Regions from separate parts of the Homo sapiens genome. Here region 2 is linked to region 1. A link is an interaction called in ENCODE POLR2A ChIA-PET data of the cell type or tissue named here. Cell type or tissue: Caco-2. All regions are shown on one strand. Links, peaks and the distances in the headings refer to the core of each region. The heading gives the core; the rest is flanking DNA.

Region 1 (11,917 bases), core at 1,938-9,937:
CCCAATACCTTGGCCCCAGGGGACAGCAGGCCTTTGCCTTCTGACTTGTGAGGCGAGCTGACATTCTGGACCTTGGGGGACGGCAGCGGCACGGAGACTTGTGTGGCGGCCGTTGTGGTGTTTGTGGTTGTAGATGTGGTCACTCCCACTGCCTCGGCCAGGTCTGGAGGGAGGTCGTCTTCATCACTGCGGTTACTAAAAGCACATGAAGCTCTGCTCATTACAATAATAAACAGGCTGTGAGGAGTGGACGGAGGATGGGCAGGGGTGGGAAGACCAGGGATGGGGATTGGGGGTTCCCAAACAGATGTCCACCAGATGTCCAGCTTGCAGGATCCAATACTCTGACTTTTTTGCCAAAACAAATTGGGGTGAATTTTCTGTCATTTGCCAGGGTGTTGTTTTGTTTTGTTGGTAAAATATATACAATATAATATTTATCATTTTAACTGCTTATAAATATACAATTCAGTGGCATTAAATGCATTCACAATATTGTGCAACCATTGCCACTATCTGTCCCCAAAACTTTTTCATCAGTGACAACAGAAACTCTGTATTGATATTGAACGATAACTCCCCAAGCCCCTCCCTGCAGCCTCTGGTAACATCAATTCCACTTTCTGTCCCAATGAATTTGCCTATTCTAGGAACGTCACATAAGTGGAATCACACACTCTATGTTCCTCTGTGTCTGGCTTATTTTAGTCACCATAATATTTTTAAGGTCCATCCACATTGTAGCATACATCAAAATTTCATTTATTTTTATAATATAAAAATTCCATTATATGGATATACCACATTCTGTTTATCCATTCATCTGTTGATGGACACTTGGCTTGTTCCCACTCTTTTGGCTATTATAAATCATGCTGCCATGAACATGGGTGTACAAACATCTGTCTGACTCTCTGCTTTAAGGGTGGTGCTGGGGACTCCAGGCACATTGTCCCTAAGGATCTGCCATGTAGAGCTTCTGGAGCCACCCTTGCATAGGGGTTGTGATTTAGAATGATGGCTGAGCTCAAGAGTGTAGATACAAGACCCATGACAGGTAGGCACCAGTGCAGCCTGTGCAGATCACTGGTAAGGCCTCAGCCCAGCACGGGGCCACGTGGGAACATGAGGCCGTGAGACAAAGCTGCAGTGCGGATGGGATTGACTGAGGGGTCCCTGAGAGGTTTTAGATTATTCTGTGTATGGAGAAGCCTCAAGGGAAGGACTTAGGGCTCATTACTAAAAAGGGGGAAAGGTGAGAATTGAATAAGTACATGGAAAAATTAATAATACACCAAGTATTTGGATCCACATAGATGACATAGGTCAGATGGGTTACACGTTCATTCACCCACTTAATTTTCACACCGACCCTATTACCATCTCCATTTTTCAGAGAATCAGATGATATTTAGCAGCTGATTGTGAAATTATTTGTTCAAGTTCGCAAAGCTAGTTAAGTGGAGGAGCGGGGTTAAAATTTCTTTTTACCTCATTTAAAAAATTATCACCTCAATAGCATAGTTATTATTATTTAGTTTTATATAAAAGGCCATTTAAAAACCATAGCTCATTTTTCACAGAAGGGAGTCAACTGACACTGCCTAAAATTGAAAAAGACTCCAAATTCATCATGGTTTTTATCTTTTGTCTTAGTTTAGATCTTATGGCCAAGAAGCATATCTAAAATTCAGCAAGTCTTCCAATTTTACCTGTTTCTAAGGTAAATTCATGATAAAGTCATAAAACAACAGTTTCATAAGTAAAATTTTACATACAGAATGATTTTTTGCTTTGAAGTTGTTTCTATTTTAACAATATATAAGCATAGAAACTTGTCTAATGTAACAGTCGTCAACTATGAACCCTGGTTATTTTTGATTCTGGGAAATTGGCTACTTTTCTCTTCTGTCTTGCCTATTTACTTTTTTTTCTTTTCTTTAAATATTTTAATTAACTTATAAATATTTTATTATTTAATTAAAAATTTAAAATATGAAACGCTTCACAAATTTGCATGTCCACCTTGCGCAGGGGGACCATGCTAATCTTCTCTGTATGAGTCCAATTTTAGTATATGTGATGCCAAAGTGAGCACTATTGAATTTTTTTTAGACTTTTACACTATGTTTAAATAAACAGTGAAGTTATATTTCTGGAAAAAAATAAAATAGCTCATGATTTTCTAAACATACTAGCTGGTATCAATAAAAAATGACACTTTTGGCTGGGCACAGAGGCTAATGCCTGTAATCCCGGCACTCTGGGGGGCCAAGGCAGGCGATTGCTTGAGCACAGGAGTCCGAGACCAGCCTGGGCAACATGGTCTGGTCTTGTCTCTACAAAAAATACAAAAATTAGCCAGATGTGGTGGCACACACCTGTAGTCTCAGCTTCTCAGAAGGCTGAGGTGGGAGGATCACCTGAGCTGAATCACCTGAGGCTGCAGTGGGCTGTGATCGACCACTGCACTCCAGCTTGGGCAACAGAGTGAGGCCTTGTCTCCGAAAAAAAAAAAAAAAAAAAAGACCTTTTCGCCTGCCTTAAACTCTCTGTAGAGACCCTCTACTTCTCCATTCTCACTGCATGTAGCAGCCACATTTTCCCTCCTTGTCATATTTCCAGGAAATAATGTGGCTGAGATTTTTGTCTGTATCTTTAAAAGCAGTGGTTTGAAGACTTGTTCACAGCACCTGAATGTTACAATGCTTTTGGTGGAGCAACCTAAAATCTGACTACACCTTATTCCAGCCTAGGAACTAGAAATATTACAACAGCCAAAAGGGCGATGTGTGCACACAAATCTGTATCTCAAAAATGATGATGTAAAAAATATTTTCCAGAAAATCAGAGATCTGAGTTTTCCCATTTATATTCCTTGATCACGTGCCAACTTTATCAATATCAAAGAGTTAAAGAGATGGGCAAAGGCCAGGTGTGGTGGCTCATGCCTGTAATCCCAGCACTTTGGGAGGCTGAAGCGGGCGGATCACCTGAGGTCAGGAGTTCGAGACCAACCTGGCCAACATGGGGAAACCCTGTCTCTACTAAAAACACAAAAATTAGCTGGGCGTGGTGGCACACGCCTGTAATCCCAGCTACTCGGCAGGCTGAGGCAGGAGAATCACTTGAACCTAGGGGGCGGAGGCTGCAGTGAGCTAAGACTGAGCCATTGCACTCCAGCCTGGGTGACAGAGTGAGACTCCACCTCAAAAAAATAAAATAATAATAATAATAAAAAGATGGGCAAATGAGCGGTAGCCAGCGTCAAGGATTCGAGAACTCTTTATGGGACAATAACACTGGGAAAATCTCATCCATGGATGTTGCTATTTTCTACTAATGGGGAAAATGCTGCTATTGTTTGATTTTCAAAGCAGAATACTTTGGGGCAGCTTAAGAAATACACATGTAAAGTTCAAGGTTTGAAAAAGAGTGTCCTTAAAAGAGCCAGTTTGATTAGCCGGGCATGGTGTCATGTGCCTGTAGTCCCAGCTACTTGGGAGGCTGAGGCCGGAGAATCGCTTGAACCCAGGAGGCGAAGGTTGCAGTGAGCCGAGATTGTGCCACTGCACTCCAGCCTGGGCGACAGAGTGAGACTCTGTATCAAAAAAAAAAAAAAACAAAAAAAAGAGTGAGTTTGGTGAGTTAGTGAAATTTCCTTTCCTTCCAGGTTATATATCAGCCAGTCATTGTTTCAAACATGATTACATCTCTCAAATGAGTGATAGTAACATTTTGAGTTTCAAAATGTAAAAGGAATGGCAAGTTCTGCCAGTCTTATCCTCGAGGGAAGCAAACTGTCATGGCTTAATTGTCCCCCAGAGATCATTAGGACTGTTAATTATTTGAACTTTACTCGTTTTGGCTTTCCTAGGAAATGCAGCTGACCAGAAGTTTCTATGAAGGATATGAGGTGGGATATATCTCCCTTAATATCCCCCATACATGCCTCTTTTCCTTTTCACAGGTACAAATGGCAGACCTGAGATGGCTGTTAGAGAATTGCATCCAGAATCCCGTGTCCTGTCCTACATTTTGCACTCTGGGTACCCCCTAAACTCCATCTTTCCTCAGAAGCTTCCAGGTCCTAGAGAAGAAAGAAAGGGGACCTCATCCTATGGCCAGGGTATTGGGGCTTTACCCACATTCTCTCATGTTAAGCCCCACAAAACTCCTCAGAGGCAGGTATTATCTCATCCATTTTACAGAGGAAGGAAGAGAGGATCAAACAGTCACTTTTCCAAGAGCTTACAGCTGTAAACTAGCCAGGGGCCTGACAGAAGCCTTTCCAACTCCAAAGCCCCCATCCTTTTCATTCGTCCAGAGATCCCCCTGCAGTTACTCTCTGACCAATGACACATCTGGGCACAGTACCCATGCCATAGCTAAGGTCAAGAAATGGGAACTACAAGCCGGGCACGGTGGCTCATGCCTGTAATCCTAGCACTTTGGGAGGCCAAGGTGGGGTGGATCACTTGAGGTCAGGAGTTCGAAACCAGCCTGGCCAACATGGTGAAACCCTGTCTCTACTAAAAATACAAAAAAATTAGCTGGGTGTGGTGGCGGGCACCTGTAATCCCAACTACTTGGGAGGCTGAGACAGGAGAATTGCTTGAATCCGGGAGGTGGAGATTGCAGTGAGCTAAGATTGTGCCACTGCACTCCAGCCTGGGTGACAGAGTGACAGAGTGACAGAGCAAGGCTCTGTCTCAAAAAAAAAAAAAAAAAGGGAAATACCATTGTGATCAGTACTACAACTATTACTAGTACTCACCACCCTGATTACAGCAATTATCTTTCTGCTTTGGATTATAATTATTTGTGACTCTTGTCTTTCCCTCCAGTAAAGTGTGAGTCTTTGGATGGGAATTGTCAAAGTCACTTTACTATTCCCTAACGATGCCTAGAACAGTCAGGTGCACATGTGCCCTGGTGATTCTGGGACATTTTGGGAAATGGCTCCTCCTACAGGTGTCAAAGCTCAGTGATTAGCTTTGGTTCTGTTGACAGACGGGGCTGCCTTTTCATGGATATGCCGTGGAAAGCAGCTTCTGATGTGGGTTGCAATGATCCCCGTCCTAGTATTCATGCCCCTGTGTAATCTCTCCCCTTGAGTGTGGGCTGGACATAGGGATTTGCTTCTCATGAACAGAATATGGCAAAAGTGATGGGGGCCAGGTGCGGTGGCTCACACCTGCAGTCCCAGCACTTTGGGAGGTCGAGGCAGGCAGATTACTTGAGGTCAGGAGTTCTAGACCAGCCTGGCCAACATGGTGAAACCCCGTCTCTACCAAAAATACAAAAATCAGCCAGGCTTATTGGCTTATACCTGTAATCCCAACTACTTGGGAGGCTGAGGCAGGGGAATTGCTTGAACCTGGGAGGCGGATTGCAGTGAGCCAAGATCACACCACTGCACTCCAGCCTGAGCGACAGAGCAAGACTTTGTCTCAAAAAGAAAAAAAGTGATGGGATGTCAGTTCTGTGCGTAGGTTACAAAAGACTGTGCCTTTGCCTTGCTGTCACTCTCTCTGGCTCTTCTTATGTGCTTTCTCTGATGGAGAAGGCTGGAGAGACCTATGTGACTACAGGCTGAGGGCATCCTCTGTCCAAGAGTCCTTGAGGACCTGATCCCTGTCAGCAACCGTAAAAACAAGCCTGCAGATGAGACCGCAGCCCTGACACCTTGAATGCAGCCTTGTAAGAGCCCCGGATACAGAAGACCCAGCTAAGCCATGCCCCGACCCCCACTCCACAGGAACTGTGAGGTGATAAAGGTGGATTGTTCTAAGACACTAAGTTTGGGAGTAATTTATTACACAGTAGTCAATAATGAATCCTTATGCTAACTATGTAAGGTTTTCAGGGAGAAAGGGCTAGTCTCATTATTACCTAAATTGGAAATAAATGGAATTTGGGGGCTGCTCCCTGGGACTAGTCAGAAGGGCTAAGAAGCATTTGTATCTAAACAATTAGTCATCATAGTTGTTTTAATTGAAAAAGTTGCAGTACAGAACTCACAAACTATACTGTCTTGTTAACTTCCTCACTCGGGGAGGCTTGATTTCCGGCTTTTCCACAGCTGGCTGGGCAGTTTCCACACGAATAGGAATAGGACTTCTAGAGACACACCGAAAAACAGAACAATACCATCAAAAAAGGTTTATGGTCTCGTTTTAGCCATAGGGACTGCTTTCTCAGTTAATGTACACCTTAATAACATTGATAGTCAAGAAATCCATTTTTTTTGCCTTTCTACCGTACTTAGTTCATAATTATAATTATATTTTAAAACCATAGAAAATCCAAACAGTAAGAAAAAAATCATAGGGAAGAAAATATAGCAAATGGGGCAACTAAACATAATTGAGGTACAAAATAAAATTTCTCTGCTCCGTAACAGCCACCCCTGCCCCCCAATATGAGGGGTGAACCAGAATGAGGGTTTGGCTCATAACCAGGTTTTGCCAGTAAAATGAAGAGAAACCTATGGATAACCTGTTTTTAATTCCAAGTAATCTGGTAGCTATTCTATTTTAAACATAGCACAGACTATATTTTTTTTTTAAAAAAAGATAAGAACCATACTATACTTTGTGTGAAAAATGCATAATCAGAAGACCTTTAGGACTTGCTGTAACACATTTTAATTCCATGTATGTGTGAAAATGCTAAAAATTAAGCGTCACTTTTATCTTTACTCAAGAATTTATTTCAGGTAACCAATGGACCCTACTCAAAATAGTAATTTTAAGGAAAATTTTTAATGCATTTTTGTAGTGGTCATGACTAATTTCATTTTTAAAAAATCAGTTCATTACCTCCTAGGACCAACAAGGCATCAAAACAAGTTGAGGTCCTTGAAAGGGACACCTGGCAAGTCAACTGACACTTTTGGGTCAGTGCTCAATATGGTGATAAGTATGTGGCCGGGGCCTAACAAATGCATGTTGAGGCCGGGTGCAGTGGCTCACGCCTGTAATCCCAGCACTTTAGGAGGCTGAGGTGGGCAGATGACTTGAGGTCAGGAGTTTGAGACCAGCCTGGGCAACATGATAATACCCGTTTCTACAAAAAAATACAAAATTAGCCAGGTATGGTGGCGCATGTTTGTAGTCCCAGCTACTCAAGAGGCTGAGGTGGGAGGATCACCTGAGCCCAGGAGGTCGAGGCTGCAATGAGCAATGATTATGCTACTCCACTGCAGCCTGGGTGCTGGAGTGAGACCCTGTCTCAAAAAAAAAAAAAAAAGAAAAAAAAAGTATGTTGAATAAACACATGAATGAGAAAATAGAGGATTTGAGTCAATGCATTCTATACTCATGGTTTCCTCAAGCTGCGACTCCACAGTAAAGGGAACATGGTCCCTGAAGAACGTATAGTCTATTGAGGGAGCACATGAATTTGCTTGGGTGGAACGGTCAGCATCGGGGAAAGCTACGTGGAGGAGTTTCCTCTTTCCAGATGGAGCGAAGACCACAAAGATGAGAGGCAGAGTGGAGACCTGGCTGAACGCAGGGCACTAGAACTACCATCCGGTGAGGTCTCAGTGGAAGAGCAGAGGGTTTTAACTGGAGGGAAAGTCGAGGCCGGGTCATATGGGGCCTCAGGCTGAGGAGTCTACACTGAAGGCAATGGACCTCAACTCTCTAAAGGTTTTAGGCAAAGGAGTGGCATAGTCAGATTTACATTACAGAAAGGTCCTTAGAACAATGAAGAGGACCAGGTGAAAGGGAGGACAGAAGCATCTTAGAGGACTGTGGGCAGCAGTAGGCCCGGAAGACAATGAGGGCTCAAGGTATAGACAAGAGGAAAAGAGGATGGATGTGGAAGGTAAAATGAAAGTCAAATTGCCAGGACTTGGTGACCAATTAGATGAGGGAATAAGGTAGGAGAAAAGCAAGGACTCCCAGGTTTCAGGCCTGGGTGAGGGGTAGGTAATAATACCATTGACTAAGAATGGAATCCAGGTGAAGGTTAGTGGGGTGGAGTGGGAAGAGATGAATTAAGTTTTTGAAAAGCCCTGGAGGCAGCTGGGTATGTATCTCAGGAGTAAGACAAATTTATACCAAGCACACAGATTGGGAATCATAAGGTGATACAGAGAAATGTTAGCTTTGATTTTTGGCATCGAGTATAATAGTTCCCCAGAGCAGTGGTTCTAGATCACCTAGGTGCCCGCTAACATGATGATTCTTGTCTCTACTGGCACCCACCAAACACCCACCACACACATTCACACAAAGGATCCAAAAGGTCTGGAGTAGGACCCAGGAGTTTGTGTTTTTAAGAAGAGACTCTGATGCAGTGGTCCTTGGACCCATTTTGGGAAACTACCCTAAGGAGACCCTGCTGGTGTTAGTAAACCACCAGGTGGCAATGAGGCCACCACCACCATGCCAAGAAGGAAAGAGTTCCTGTTCTCTGTGAGATCAGGGGAGGAAGGACTTCCTCTGGGTTTGGGGTGGTGGTGGCCTGGAAGCTTTAAAGAACATGTGTAGGGGATGGGAGGAGAGTGGATGATGAGAAATTACTTAATGGGCACAATGTACATTATTTGAGTGATGGATATTCTAAAAGCCCTGACTTCACTACCGTGCAATCTATGCACAGATCCAAGTTACACTTGTACCCCATAAATTTATACAAAGAAAAAGTAGGCTAGGTGTGGTGGCTCACACCTGTAATCTCAGCACTTTGGGAGGCCGGGGTGGGTGGATCACTTAAGTCAGGAGTTCAAGACCAGCCTGGCCAACATAGTGAAGCCCTGTCTCTACTACAATTACAAAAATTAGCTGGCACAGTGGCGTGCACCTGTAATCCCAGTTACTCAGGAGGCTGAGGCACAAGAATTGCTTGAATCTGGGAGGCAGATGTTGCAGTGAGCCGAGATCGCACCACTGCACTCCAGCCTGGGCAACAGAGGAAGACTCTGTCTTAAAAAATAATAATTAAATAAATACATTTTTAAAAGGAACATATGTGGCTCCAGCACTAACAAGAAGCTCAGCAGGCAGGGCACATCAATGGGCCAAGGGAAGCTGGCCCAAGTCCAAGCTGGAGTTGTGAGCAGAGGCCAGGTCTTGAAGGGCCTGGCCTCCTGCACTCTGTTAAGGAGTTGGGATTCCATTCTGAGTGTAAACAGAGCCTTTAAAGGGCTTTAAGCAGGGGGATGGCAATGTGAAGCCCACTTGCTTGAGTGACAACCCCAAGTGATTGATTTCTTTGTTAATGCAGCAGGCAGAGATATTAAAACTGAGAATAAGCAACATTTTTGAGGCTTGCGGAAAGTTAGTTAAGCCAGTCTTTTTCCATCTCTTTGGGCTCCTATTCTCTGTTTTATTTGTCCTCTGATTTTATCAGCTAATGCCCTCGTGAGCAATGTTTCAAGGATAATGTTGATGATACAGAGAATATCATTTCCCCATTCAGACAAGGAGCAACAGACCTTACACTAGCGTCCTGAAGACTGGATTTCTTATTGATATTTACAAACGGTGATTCCTCCTTTCCACCCTGTTAAAGAAAGCATTCAGGTTAGTCAAAACTGAATATGTTGGCATGCAAAAAATGTTTTCAAGTCTCTTACATTCAAAAGATTATAGAAATTGGCAAGTGGACCAAAGAGGTAGTTCACCAAGTACTCAATCAATAGAGAATCTTGCACTGGTGTTTATATATGTTAACAAAAAATGTTTTCTTGAGTAATAGGATTAAGACAATCATTCAGATGCAATCAATTCTTGCATTCATGCTTTTATTGAACACCTGCTACGTGCCAGCTCATGCTTGAATTAGAAAGGGATAGTGTGGGAAAAGCCAAACCCGCAGTTTAATCCTTCACCTCACAGTTTGGGTCAGGAATAATAATCAGCTCTATGTTCACATAGCACTTACAGTTTACAAAGGAATTTGGAATCTGTCCTTTCACATCAGCATAACAACCATAACAGCCTGGCAGGAATCACGTCATATGATTTTGAGAGAAACCTTGTCCTCCTCCCTCTGATGAGTCCCACAAAGAATAGTGGGGGAAGAAGAGACACCCACTCAGCCAGCCAGGCCAGCTGACCACACACTAGTGGTCAATAGAACATGCAGAGGCCTGCAGCCCTCACGACCATCACAACATACAGAGCTTGGCCTCTGTTCTAAATACATATTGAGCAAAGATTTCAAGCCTGCTGGCTTGGAGGACATGGCATTATTAGCCTGTCAAGATTGCCCACATATAGATCCAGTCTTACATCCTAATCAAAGCCTTTTTAATTTTTGTTTTTGATTTCTTTATTTCTTGAGAGAGGGTCTGTTCTGTTGCCCAGGCTGGAGTGCAGCAGCACGATCATGGCTCACTGCGGCCTTGACTTCCTGGGCTCAATCAATCCTCCTGCCTCAACCTCCAGATTAGCTGGGACTACAGGCTCAAACCACAACACGCAGCTAATTTGTTTCATATTTTTTTTGTAGAGACGAGGTTTTGCCATGTTGCCCAGGCTGGTCTTGAACTCCTGGGCTCAAGCGATCTGCCCACCTTGGCCTCCCAAAATTCTGGGATTACAGGCATGAGCCACCACACCCAGCCAAAGCCTTTTTTAGAGTTAGCAACAGATAGTACCATTGGTCTGTTTGACTTCTGCTTCCTTTCCTTATACTCTCACTATGCACTGATGCCAATAGGGGATTAACATTTAAACCCCTAGCAGTATACTTGGCTGTGCATCAACCTCCTCTCCCTCCATCACAACCCCTCAAAACCCTCTAAACCATGGATTCCCAAAGCATGCTTCTGTGTTCCTATGAATTTCAGTTCTACAGATAACAGTAGGAGCTACTTATGGCCAGTTAGGTGTGAAAGAAAGTAAAACAGGCTTCTTTCCTGCAGGACTTTTCAGAGACTATAAGAAGCTGATGTGTACTGGGACTGTCCCATGGGATTTCATGTGCAGCATTTCCAGAATTATCAGGGAGAATCCTGTGGGGCTTGTGTTCCTTATAACATCTTGGGAAACGCTAATGTCAAATTACTGACTTCACACTCCCCTGCTTTTTTCCTGCTTTCATGCCCTTCCACTGTGTCCTTTTGGCTAGGAAATGTGTTCTTACCTATTTGTCATCTCTTCCCTATACTTTACAAAATAGAATATTTTCAAGATACTGCACTTCTCCAATGGAGCAGAAATATGGGTCCTCCACAGATAATACCTGCAGCATGGGGTTATTGGGAACATGTTACAACTTTCTAATGTAGATAATTACAGCTTTGTAAATTGCAAAATATGTGTCAGTTTTGTTTGTTCTGTGATAGTATAAAAATGGCATACCTGAAATCAATGAAGGTAGACTGAAAATAAAGAATTTGTGACTATAACCTTGACATTCCTGAGTTTGTGATGGGAAATAAACCTGACCATCCTCTAAAAAGGGCTACTACTGTTATCTGTAAGCAATCAGTGCCCCCAGCAATTTCATCACGCCACAACTGTGACCACTGTTGTCAATACCTCTGCAGTGGTGGAGCAAGGCATTGCACCAGGTACTCTGCATAGATAATCTCATGTAATCTTCACAATAACCTGACAGATGTTGTTATCTCCATTTTCATAGGAGAGAACTAAGGCTCAGAGAGGTTGACAAACAAGCTTAAGGTGACATTCCTGATCAATCACAGATCAAGGTTCAAAGCCAGACCATCTGACTTTGAAACTTGTGTTCTACATCTTACTGCCTCCTGTTTATATCACAACCCCCAAATAAAAGACATTTTGTAAGCTTTCTCTTGACTTTCATGGTATGTTCTGGAAGGACCTAAATTATTCAGATTGCTACATATATAAATGGAAATAATAATAGAAGAGATTACTGAGTATTTACTTTACCCTTGGCAACATAAGCATATACATTAGGTTTATAAGGA
Region 2 (10,562 bases), core at 561-8,560, 75 kb before region 1:
CTATACTTTTATCTACCATAGTATTTGGCCTGAGGAAAGAACTCTTGGCATTTTTCAAACGTTCCTCATAAGCCTGTAATTTGCAGCCGCTGTTGACAACTGTTTGTGCAGGTTTCGCTGTGGACGCAATCTAAACTCTTAAAAGAGTCGTAGATCAAAGTCTCAAACTGCCACTGTTTCTTTTTGAGACTTGATGTAATGTCAGTTAAGCCCCCAATCTCAAGTTTTCCTCTGTCACATGGCGATGATAATAATAATAGCTTTTGCTTTAGGGTTATTGTGTGGGGGAAGGGAAACTCTGGGGCGGTACAAGGTGCTTCTGTTCCCCTATTGGAAAAGTGCTGGGATCCAAGCCTGCTACCCATAAAATATCCCAATCAACATTTTGATTTAAAAAAAAAAAGAAAGCCTTGACTGAGTACTCAACATGTGATTGCTTCAAACCTTGCAAGTTGTCCCTTTCCTGTTTCAATAGTATTCCTATTAATTTCTACATAATTTTTGTTTCCCTTCTAAAGCAGACAAGACAGGTAACATAATCCACAGTTTGCAGATAAAGAAACTATTGCTTGATAGATTTGGAGACAAAGGGATTTAGTAAAGGAAGTAAAGGAAAAAGTAATTCCCTATCCATCTCGATTGTAAGTTTTAGGTCTCAGTATTTCAGATGGCCTTTGGAGTTTTATAACCAAAACGCAGGTTTAGTCGCTCACCACTTGCAGATTCCAATTAACAAGAGCAAGGTCTGGTATAAAGAAAGTGATGTATTCCAAAGCTAGCTTAGGGGAAGAAGTACAGGTTTCCTCCCTAAGGCTACTGCTTCAATTGTGGAGCAGAAAGCAGGCACTTTTAAAGCGAAGGAAGCAAGCAGTTGTCGGGGGAGGGGTCTGCATGCCTTATCTACTGGGTGGTCAAGCTGGTGACTGCTGGCACCTTCGTTGGCAGGACTAAGCCAAAAACCCCTCAGATGGAAGAGAGTTTCATATTTCTCAAGGCAGTCTCCCGGTGGGAGGGAGTTTTGTAGAAATTGGATGTTATCTCTTGAGTTCCTTTCTGGAGCTCCTAAGCACATAGTTAGATGAACTTGCCCTGTAGGGACTGTCTGGTGAAGACAACGTAAAAGGCTATATTTACCTTTATTAAATTATTTATTTATTTATGAGACGGAGTCTCGCTCTTGTCACCCAGGCCAGAGTGCAATGGTGCGATCTCGGCTCACTGCAACCTCCATTTCCTGGCTTCAAGAGATTTTCCTGCCTCAGCCTCCCAAATAGCTGGAATTACACGTACCCCCCACCATGCCCGGCTAATTTTTTTTTTTTTACGAGGTTTCACCATGTTGAACAGGCTGGTCTCGAACTCCTGACCTCAGGTGATCCACCCACCTCAGCCTCCCAAAGTGCTGGGATTACAGGCGTGAGCCACCGCACCTGGCCTACATTTGCCTTTTTAAAGGGCTAAGTAGGAAGGGAGAAACTGGGGGAGTGAGAAAAGAAGAGAGAAAGAAAAAATAAACTCTGTCTCAGAAAAAATGAGGGTACTCAGTTACAGTTTGACTCTGTAAATATTTTTCTTTCAGTTGTTCCTACATTGTACTTTGCTTCTTTATTTGTTCAGGCTTTCTGGGATTATGATTACAAAGTATGGTCACATTTGCCTTCAGTCCATGTTACACTGACTTAAGCTCCCATCTACATAATAGCAAAGGCCTCAACCTCCTTCCTAAAAAGTCCTTGGTGATTTCTATGGGGGGGTCCCAAAAGGGGTACCTCACATATACCCAGAGACATGAGTCAGCTGCTACCAACCACCCTGCTGCCCACACAGCTCACTGAGTCTAGTGCCCATCGGAAGATTTCCAGTGCCTGTATCATTATCCCCAAATCCTACATACTCCCAAACTTCTAACCCTCAAGGTACCAAAACAGAGCTGGGTTTAATCCTGATAAGGGGAAGAAGTCTTTCTCCCTCACTTGACAAATATTTTGTCACCCAAGCCCTAAAGCAGGTCAGTGTGCCAATGTTTTAGTTTTTAGTTTTTTGGGTTTTTTTTTTTTTTTTTTTTTTTTTTTGAGATGGAGTCTTGCTCTGTCACCCAGGCTGGAGTGCAGTGATGCAATCTCAGCTCACTGCAACATCCGCCTCCTGGGTTCAAGCGATTCTCCAGCCTCAGCCTCCGGAGTAGCTGGGATTACAGGCACACACGACCACACCTGGCTAATTTTTTGTGTTTTTAGTAGAGACGGGGTTTCACTATGTTGACCAGGCTGGTCTTGAACTCCTGACCTCAAGTGATCCACCTACCCCAGCCTCCCAAAGTACTGGGATTACAGGCATGAGCCACAGTGCCCCGCCAATGCCCAGTGTTTATAACTCCTCTCGTGAATAGTTCCTTCCATGTCTGGACTTCAGTCCTCTAACCACATGGGTTCAAAACCCTTCCAATGGGTCAGTGAGGGAACAAAGACTGAACCCTCCTCTCTGTCCTACTCCAACCAAAGACTCTCTTCCTCTAGTTACAAAATGAGAGCTCCCAAGTTACGCAACAGAAGCATTTATCAGTGGATGCAAGCCGAAACGGGACAGGACATGGGGTGTTAATCCTGCCTAAATTGTGTTGGGCCACAGTTTAGCAACAACTCAGCAAATCAAAAAAATGCCCTGTCATGGTGCTTTGCTTCCAAGTCTCAGTGAAAGTGAAAATTGCTGAACATTTCAAGATTGTTCTAATGGCCAAAGCCGTAGGACTGACAGGTGTCACTCAGCATTTCTAGTCAATGGAACTCTAACAGAAATGAAGGCTGAAGCACTAGAATCTAACTAGACTAGTCTTTATGTGGCCTAGCACAAGGCTGGGTTCACACAGGGTTTCACTCACCCCTCCTGTGATTGTCCTCACCACACTGCAGTCAAAGTTAGTGGTTTCTGTGTCTGTCTCCCTACAGAGCCCCTTGAGAGCAGGGACTGGGCTTTCTTCATTTCCGTGGGCCCAGCACCTGGCACAGCATAGGACGTACTGAGTAGGAGCTAAGTGTTTGCTGAGCAAAAGAATGAATGAGTGGCGTCCTTTCAAAAAAAGCCTGTCTGTGCTTCCTGCGAGAGATGAAATTGAAAGCTGGGGATGTTTCTACTGAGCATCCATGTGGTTGAGAACAGAGAAAAATTAAAATACTGGAACATAGGACCTAAAAACTAAATTTGAGAAAGAAGCCCATTGTCCACTCAAATCTCAAGGTCATATGATTTTAGGTGTCTCCTCCAAAATACGAGGCTACTTGGGTTCTCTCTGTTGACCTTAACATGACAACTCACTCCAACAACCTCAGGGACAAACAGCCTCCATCGGCACGCAGGATACAGTAGAAGTGAAAGACATTCAGAGTCGTGGATCAAGCTGACCCTGGAGACCACACTGCCTCTTGCTTTCCAGTTGCATGAATGAATGAATTTTGTAATCATTTAAGCCAGTTTTGGTTAGGCTTCTATTACTTGAAACAGAAAGCTTCCTGATTTATAAAAATGGTTGCTGTGAAGGTGAAATAAGAAAGTATGTATAAAAGCAGCAGCACAGTGTCTCTGACATGGTGAGAATCTGACAGTGACTCTTGGGGTAACTCTTACTTTTGTCCTAGAAAAGATAAGGGGTATCTCTTAAACAACTGATACTCCCAAGGTATCAAGATAACATCCACCAGAGATATTACAAACACAGGCAGGGAGACGATTCTCCAGCATTGTGTCTGTTTTAGAGCTCTCCAAGTGTATCCACAAACATTTACTAAGGTGTGCTGAGTATCTGCTTTGTACAAAGTCCAGTGCTTACAATGTGGTATGTGCGTTGTGTGTAAGGTAGTATGTACAATGCAGAAGAAGTGATCATGTGAAAATGAAATCAGGGTGACATGCATTCAGATTCCAAATCTGCCACTTATTATCTGTATAATCCTGGACAAGTTACATAGCATCTCTGAGCTCAGTTTCCTCAGCTATAAATGGTGCATGATCCTTGTTCATAAGGTGGCAGTAAAGATTAAATTGGAGAATAACATATATTAAACACCCAGAGGCCAGGCGCGGTGGCTCACACCTGTAATCCCAGCACTTTGGGAGGCCAAGGCAGGCGGATCACCTGAAGTCAGGAGTTCAAGACCAGCCTGGCCAACATGGTGAAGCCCCATCTCTACTAAAAATACAAAAATTAGCCAGGCATGGTAGTGGGCGCCTGTAATCCCAGGTACTCAGGAAGCTGAGGCAGGAGAATCGCTTGATCCTGGGAGATAGAGGTTGCAGTGAGCTGAGATCACACCACTGCACTCCAGCCTGGGCGACAGAGCAAGGCTCTACCCAGGACATTGTGGTATCTCTCCATGGTCCAGGGCCACCACTTTGCGCAATTCCAGGGATACAATTCACATTTGGGGGCACTATTTACATTTGGCATCCCGTACAGATGTGCAACAACTGCCAAGAGCACATTGAGCTCCTTAGACCAACAACCATACATTGGACATCTCTTCTATCTTCATAGGACCAGCCTTCCAGATATATAACTCTCCTCTTGCCTATCTGGATAATTCCCATTCATCTTTCAAGCCTCAGCTCAAAATCATCTCCTTTGTGGAATTTTCCTGATCCAGGGAAACTTAGCAGCTACCTTTACTGTGTAGCACTTACAGCTATCTCTTCTCAAGTACCAACCACATTATATTGTAATCATTTTCACAAATATCTGAATTCCCCATTGGATCAAAAGTCATCGATAAGCTTTTTTGCATTTGCTCCAGTACTTTGCACACTTTTTTTTAATAATTAAAAAAAGTGAGTAGACACCATATTATTGTAGAGGCTGCAGGATGTGCTGGAAAGAACACAAGCTTTTAAGGCAGACAGATTTGGATTATAATCCTGGCTCTACTGCTTTCTTGCTGTATACCCTTGGATAAATTAACTTACTGAGAATGTTTCCTCATTTGTACAAGAGAGATAAGAAATCTACATTGCAGAGCTGTTGTGAGGACTAGAACTAGTTTATGTAAATAACTAATATGGTACTTGGCCACAGAGTAGTCATTACTTACCTTCCCTTGGGCTGCTTTATACACAGCACTTAGCTGCCATGAACTGAACCCAGCTATGATGGTTACTTTACAATAGAAATTCAAACAGTGACTACTGGAATAGTTATAACAAGGTCTTTTATTACAATTACTATAAACCAAGGCTGGCAATTGCATGGCATGTGAATTACTACTTTCCTTTGCTAAGTCCATGGCAAACATTATTAATCTATCACTGAACTATCACTGAATTCTTTCTCTTTTTTTTTTTTTTTTTTGAGACAGAGTGTCACTCTGTCACCCAGGCTGGAGTGCAGTGGCACGATCTCAGCTCACTGCAACCTCCGCCTCCCAGGCTCAAGCAGTCCTCCCACCCCAACCTCCCTAGTAGCTGGAACCACAGGCACATGCCACCACGTTTGGCTAATTTTTTTTGTATTTTTGGTAGAGACAGGTTTTGGCCATGTTGCCCATGTTGGTCTCGAGTTCCTGAGCTCGAGCAATCCGCATGCCTTGGCCTCCAAAAGTGTTGGAATTACAGGCCAAGATTTTTTAAAAATCTCAGTGGCTGAAGGATAAATGGTGCAAGCAAGTCTGATCCCAACAGGCCTTGCCTAACTCCCTACCTACTTCCCCCTCATCCCTCCCACTCCCATAGCTGGACATGTGGCCCCTACTCACAGTGCAGGTCCTGCTAGTTCACCGAGTCAAGGGTAGCCTTTCCTGTCCTTTTGGTCTGTGCCATCCAGCTGCAACTAACCTCCCATACAATGTCGTGCCATGTCAACGATTTACCAGTTAGTGAAATGTTTCAGTGAAAAGCTTATCAAATCAATTCAACCAACCTTGATGAAACTGACGTGCCTGGGAGAGGGCCAGATGAATAAAATGAAGTGTAGAGATACATAATTTTTTTTAAGTCTGCAACAAGACACCTCCTTCGCTTCCTAAGGTGGGAAGAAGGTTGGTGTGAAGGATGGGCATTGCAAGCGGGACTTTGCGACGAACAATTATGCACCGAAAGTCAGAATTCCCTCTCTAGAAAGTGGCTGACCTTGAGTGTCCATCACTGGTCGTTCCCCCTCTTCACAGGAATGGCTCAAGCTTTACCTGGATAGTTGAAGTTTAAGCCTTAGGGCTCAGGATTTGGAATTCTTAGCCCATTGCTTCCTTAGCTCTATTCCCTACGATATACTCACACTAAGGCTGAGGCCAACCAGTGGAATAAACAACCAGCCTTCTGCTGCAAACCTGAGCAAGACTGAAAAACAGGAGATGGTTGATGCATTTCAAATTGCCCAGACTAGGCCAGGCGCAGTGGCTCATGCCTGTAATCCCAGCACTGGGAGGCTGAGGCGGGCAGATCACTTGAGGTCAGGAGTTTGAGACCAGCCCAGCCAACATGGTGAAACCCTGTCTCTACTAAAAATACAAAAAATTAGCTGGGCCTGGTGGCACATGCCTGTAATCCCAGCTACTTGGGAGGCTGAGGCAGGAGAATTGCTTGAACCCAGGAGGCAGAGGTTGCAGTGAACTGAGATCGTGCCATTGCACTCCAGCCTGGGCAACAGAGCAAGATTCTATCTTGAAAAAAAAACTGCCTAATCTTTCTTTTAAACAAAAAATATTTATTTATTTATTTTGAGACCTAATTATGAAAGTGGCTGATTTTTGTATTTTTGGTAGAGATGGGGTTTTGCCATGTTGCCCAGGCTGGTCTCCAACTCCTGGGCTCAAGCAATCCTCCAGCATTGGCCTCCCAAAGTGCTAGGATTACAGGCATGAGCCACCACGCTGGGCCAGACTAATTTTTCTTTATGTGTAAAGAAACCATCTTTATTTGTAGATTAAGTCCTGCTGGTTTTGAATTCTAAGTGCTACATATTTGTACACTCTGCACCACACTGATGTCACTTCTGCCTCTAACTAGTCTTTAAGCTCATCCTCTTGCTCCACTCCAGTCAACATGGAAGCCAGCATGATCCTTCTAAAACACAAGCTAGTCTCTCCCTAAGCCTCCTTATCCCCTGTGAGAAGGTGTCAAAGTTCTTTACTATGATTTGCAAGGTCCTCTGTGAACAGGACCCTGCTCACTCTGCCTCACCTCTCCCCATCCTCACTTCATCCTTTATCCTCTGGCCTTGTGATGCTAGGAATAATGACCCCCAAAGGTAACCAAGTCTTAATTCCTGGAACCTATGAAGCATTACCCTACATTGCAAAAGGCACCTTGCAGGTATAATTAAGGATCTTGAGATAGGGAAATTATCCTGGGTTATTTCAGTGGGCCCTAAATATAATCACAAGTATCTTTATCAGAGGGAGATTAGACTACAGAAGAAAAGAAGGTCATCTGACCAGGGAGACAGAGACTGGAGTGATGAGGCCACAGCCTAAGGAATTTGGTCAGCTACCAGAACCTAAAAGACACAAGGAATGAATTCTATTCCCTGGAGCCTCCAGAAGGAACCAGCCCTGTCAATACCTTACATTTATTTTTTATTTATTTATTTATTTTGAGATGGAGTCTCACTCTGTCACCTGCACTGGAGTGTAGTGGCACGATCTCAGCTCACTGCAAACTCTGCCTCCCAGGTTCAAGCGATTCTCCTGCCTCAGCCTCCCGAGTAGCTGGGATTACAGGTGCCTGCCACCACGCCCAGCTAATTTTTTGTATTTTTAGCAGAGATGGGGTTTTGCCATGTTGGCCAGGCTGGTCTCGAACTCCTGACCTCAACTGATCCACCAACCTCGGCCTCCCAAAGTGTTGGGATTACAGGTGTGAGCCACTGGGCCCCGCCACCAATACCTTAAATTTAGCTGTGTAAGATTCACTTCAGATTTCTGGCCTCCAGAACTGTATGAAAATGTATTTCTGTAGTTTTAAACCACTATGTTTGTGGAAACTGTTTTCAGGAGCAATAGAAAACTAAGATAAGCCTTGTCAGATGACAATGGTTCCAGAATACATCCTGCTGGTCTTTCGTCTGAGGCTGTTGGGTTGTTCTCCCCTTTCTTGGTGATGCCCCTGTACACCCTTTGCCTAACATATTTCTACCCCTTTGTTTTAATCAATTTAGGCTTCTCCCACAAATTACCACAGACGGACTGGTTTCAGCAACAAAAATTTCTTTCTCATGGTTCTGGAGGCTGGGAAGCCTGAGAACAGGCGCCAGCATTGTTGGGTTCTGGTGAGGGCCCTCTTCCTGGTTCAAAGATGGCCAGTTTCTCATTGTGTACTCACATGGTGGAGAGTGGAGAAAAGAAGCAAATTCTCTCCTGTCTCTTCTTATATGGACACTAATGCTATTCATGAGGGCTCTACCCTCACGGCCCAATTACCTACCAAAGGCTCCATCTCCAAATACCACCACATTGGGGATTAGGGTTTCAACATATGAATTTGGGAGGAACAAATGTTCAGTCCACAGCACCCCTTCCTTAAGGTTCACTTCAGTATCACCACCTGCTTTCCTAGTTGCCCCAGGCTGGGTGAGGACCTCCACTCAGGTTTAGCATCAGACCTGAGCTTTTCCTTACCACTGAATTCACCACAAGGTACTGTCATGGTGTGTGTTTGACTCTCCAAACAGGCCCCCAGGGTGAGCCCCAGGGTGGGGGCAGAAATCAAGAACTGTTCTTCCTAGAGTCCTCTCTGTGTAATGTCTAGCACAAGGACGAGCACATAAGAGTCTTCGATAAATATTTATTGTCTGGGTGTAGTGGCTTACACCTGTAATCCCAGCAATTTGGGAGGCTGAGGTGGGAGGATCGCTTGAGCCCAGGAGGTTGAGGCTACAGTAAGCTCTGATCGTGCCACTGCGCTCTGGCCTGGGTGACAAAGACCCTAAAAAAATAATAAATAAATAAATAAATAAATAAATATTGATTGATTGAATGAATGAATGAATGGTTAAAGCTTCTTAACCTCCTGGACGCAGGTGGCTCTCATGTCCATTGCAGTTCCTCTGTCTCTTCTTATAGCTTATCATCTGATCCTTGTACCTGCGACTGAGCCCTAAGAAATCTCCAAGTCAAACATTAGCCAGGATCAGATTTGATAGCTGGGCTGTCCACTCAGGATACTGCAAAATAAATACTACACGGAACAAGCAGAATACTAAACAAAGGACAAAATATTTGAATTTTTTTTTTTTGGTGAAAATTAGAGCTTTGAATGCAGAATGTGGTAATGCCTGATTCTTTTTTAACATGCCATTCCTTGATCTTCTCAAGCTAGCCCCTGTAGTACTGGCAGCTCAACGACCTCCCTGGTGATTCATTATGCTCTACAACTAAACTCTAATTATTCTCAAAATATTATATGGTTTAGTTGCCAATAATGCTGATTATTGAAATTCTTAGAGCTAGCCATGTGCAATTAACCAACTGATACACTTGAAATGGGATTATAGGCCTCCATTCACTACCTAATAAAGTATTAAACCAAAGCTATAAATGTAAGATTATTTTACAGATTGTTTCTCTACGGGAATTTTTACCTGATGACAGCAAAATGATTTTCCTCTTTGTCAGACAAGACAGGCTATCGTCTTCTCCAAGGTCTATAGATTCAGGGAGAAATGAGAGTGACTTTACTGATGAAAGATTTAAAACCAGAAACAGAAAAGAAAAATGCACCAGAGCAAAGCAATAAGGAATTATAAACTAACTTTAATTACATCAACAGGAAGAATTTCAAACTATGTTGTAATTCTTATTTTAAAGTTTAAATCTAATTAATATATTCTGACTAACATAATCATCCAAAGATAAAAGTATTTGTGATGGCAAATGGACAGAACAATCATTTAGGTAGCATCTAGGAATATTGCTACAATTACTTTACATAAATAGAAATCCACGTCTTTATTAGTAATGTGCCACACATCTTAGAGTAAAAATTTACATAAGATAGGCTTATAAATATACATAAATCTCAAAATTAATCACAAACATTAGGTACACAATTGTTATAAAACAAATATAACCTATCAATGTCTATGTAAAGGCATAGTTTTTACAAAATAGTATTTTGTAGACAGTCTCAAAAAAGTATATTAATACTCCTGGAGCCAGATTGTTCCAGCATATCAGCATGTCTGTGGAAATAAGGCATCCGGAGAAGCTGCATTCACTCTTCCCCATGGCCAGGGCCTTCTATGTGATGAAACAGGTAGGATTCTAGTGACCTGGGTGAATGCTACACCCACTGCAGCACCCCATTACCTTAGAGAATCAATTACTCTCCAGAAGAATCCAACCAAATGGCTATCAGCCTAATAGCAAATATCCAGGGGAAAACTGAACACATTAATCAAGCAGCAGTGTGTTTTATGTTAAAAATCCCAAATAGCTTGATGAATCCATTACATTTTGAGTTGCCAGACATACTTAAAATCACACTAGCCTAGCCACTATTTTCATGAAGAGGAACTTATATGCAAGTCTTTTATTAAATATAAAAACAAAGAAATCTACCTTGAAACTAAATAACTGGATACT

What was found. Peaks named below come from ENCODE experiments on the same cell type or tissue, not always from the same donor. Only the 100,000 strongest peaks of a DNase experiment are listed, where the experiment ranks them.
Region 2: POLR2A ChIA-PET joins it to region 1 with 15 read pairs; 3 of 35 experiments call an interaction of 5 or more read pairs at or near these places.

What each region holds. Positions count from the first base shown.
Region 1 is chr9:109,194,212-109,206,128 of GRCh38, forward strand. It overlaps EPB41L4B (erythrocyte membrane protein band 4.1 like 4B), which reads right to left. Exons shown (of 26, transcript NM_019114.5): 19 at 9,452-9,519; 20 at 6,025-6,123; 21 at 9-186. It also overlaps the pseudogene RNU6-984P. Among named protein-coding and RNA genes, the nearest start is that of FRRS1L, 33 kb to the left of the region's middle. In Caco-2, for the core only: CTCF peaks have their summits at 4,973 and 5,179; a DNase peak (open chromatin) is centred at 4,970.
Region 2 is chr9:109,120,582-109,131,143 of GRCh38, forward strand. FRRS1L (ferric chelate reductase 1 like) reads right to left here. Exons shown (of 5, transcript NM_014334.4): 5 at 9,712-10,562. Among named protein-coding and RNA genes, the nearest start is that of TMEM245, 5.9 kb to the left of the region's middle. In Caco-2, for the core only: no CTCF peak of the experiment used is centred there; a DNase peak (open chromatin) is centred at 3,750.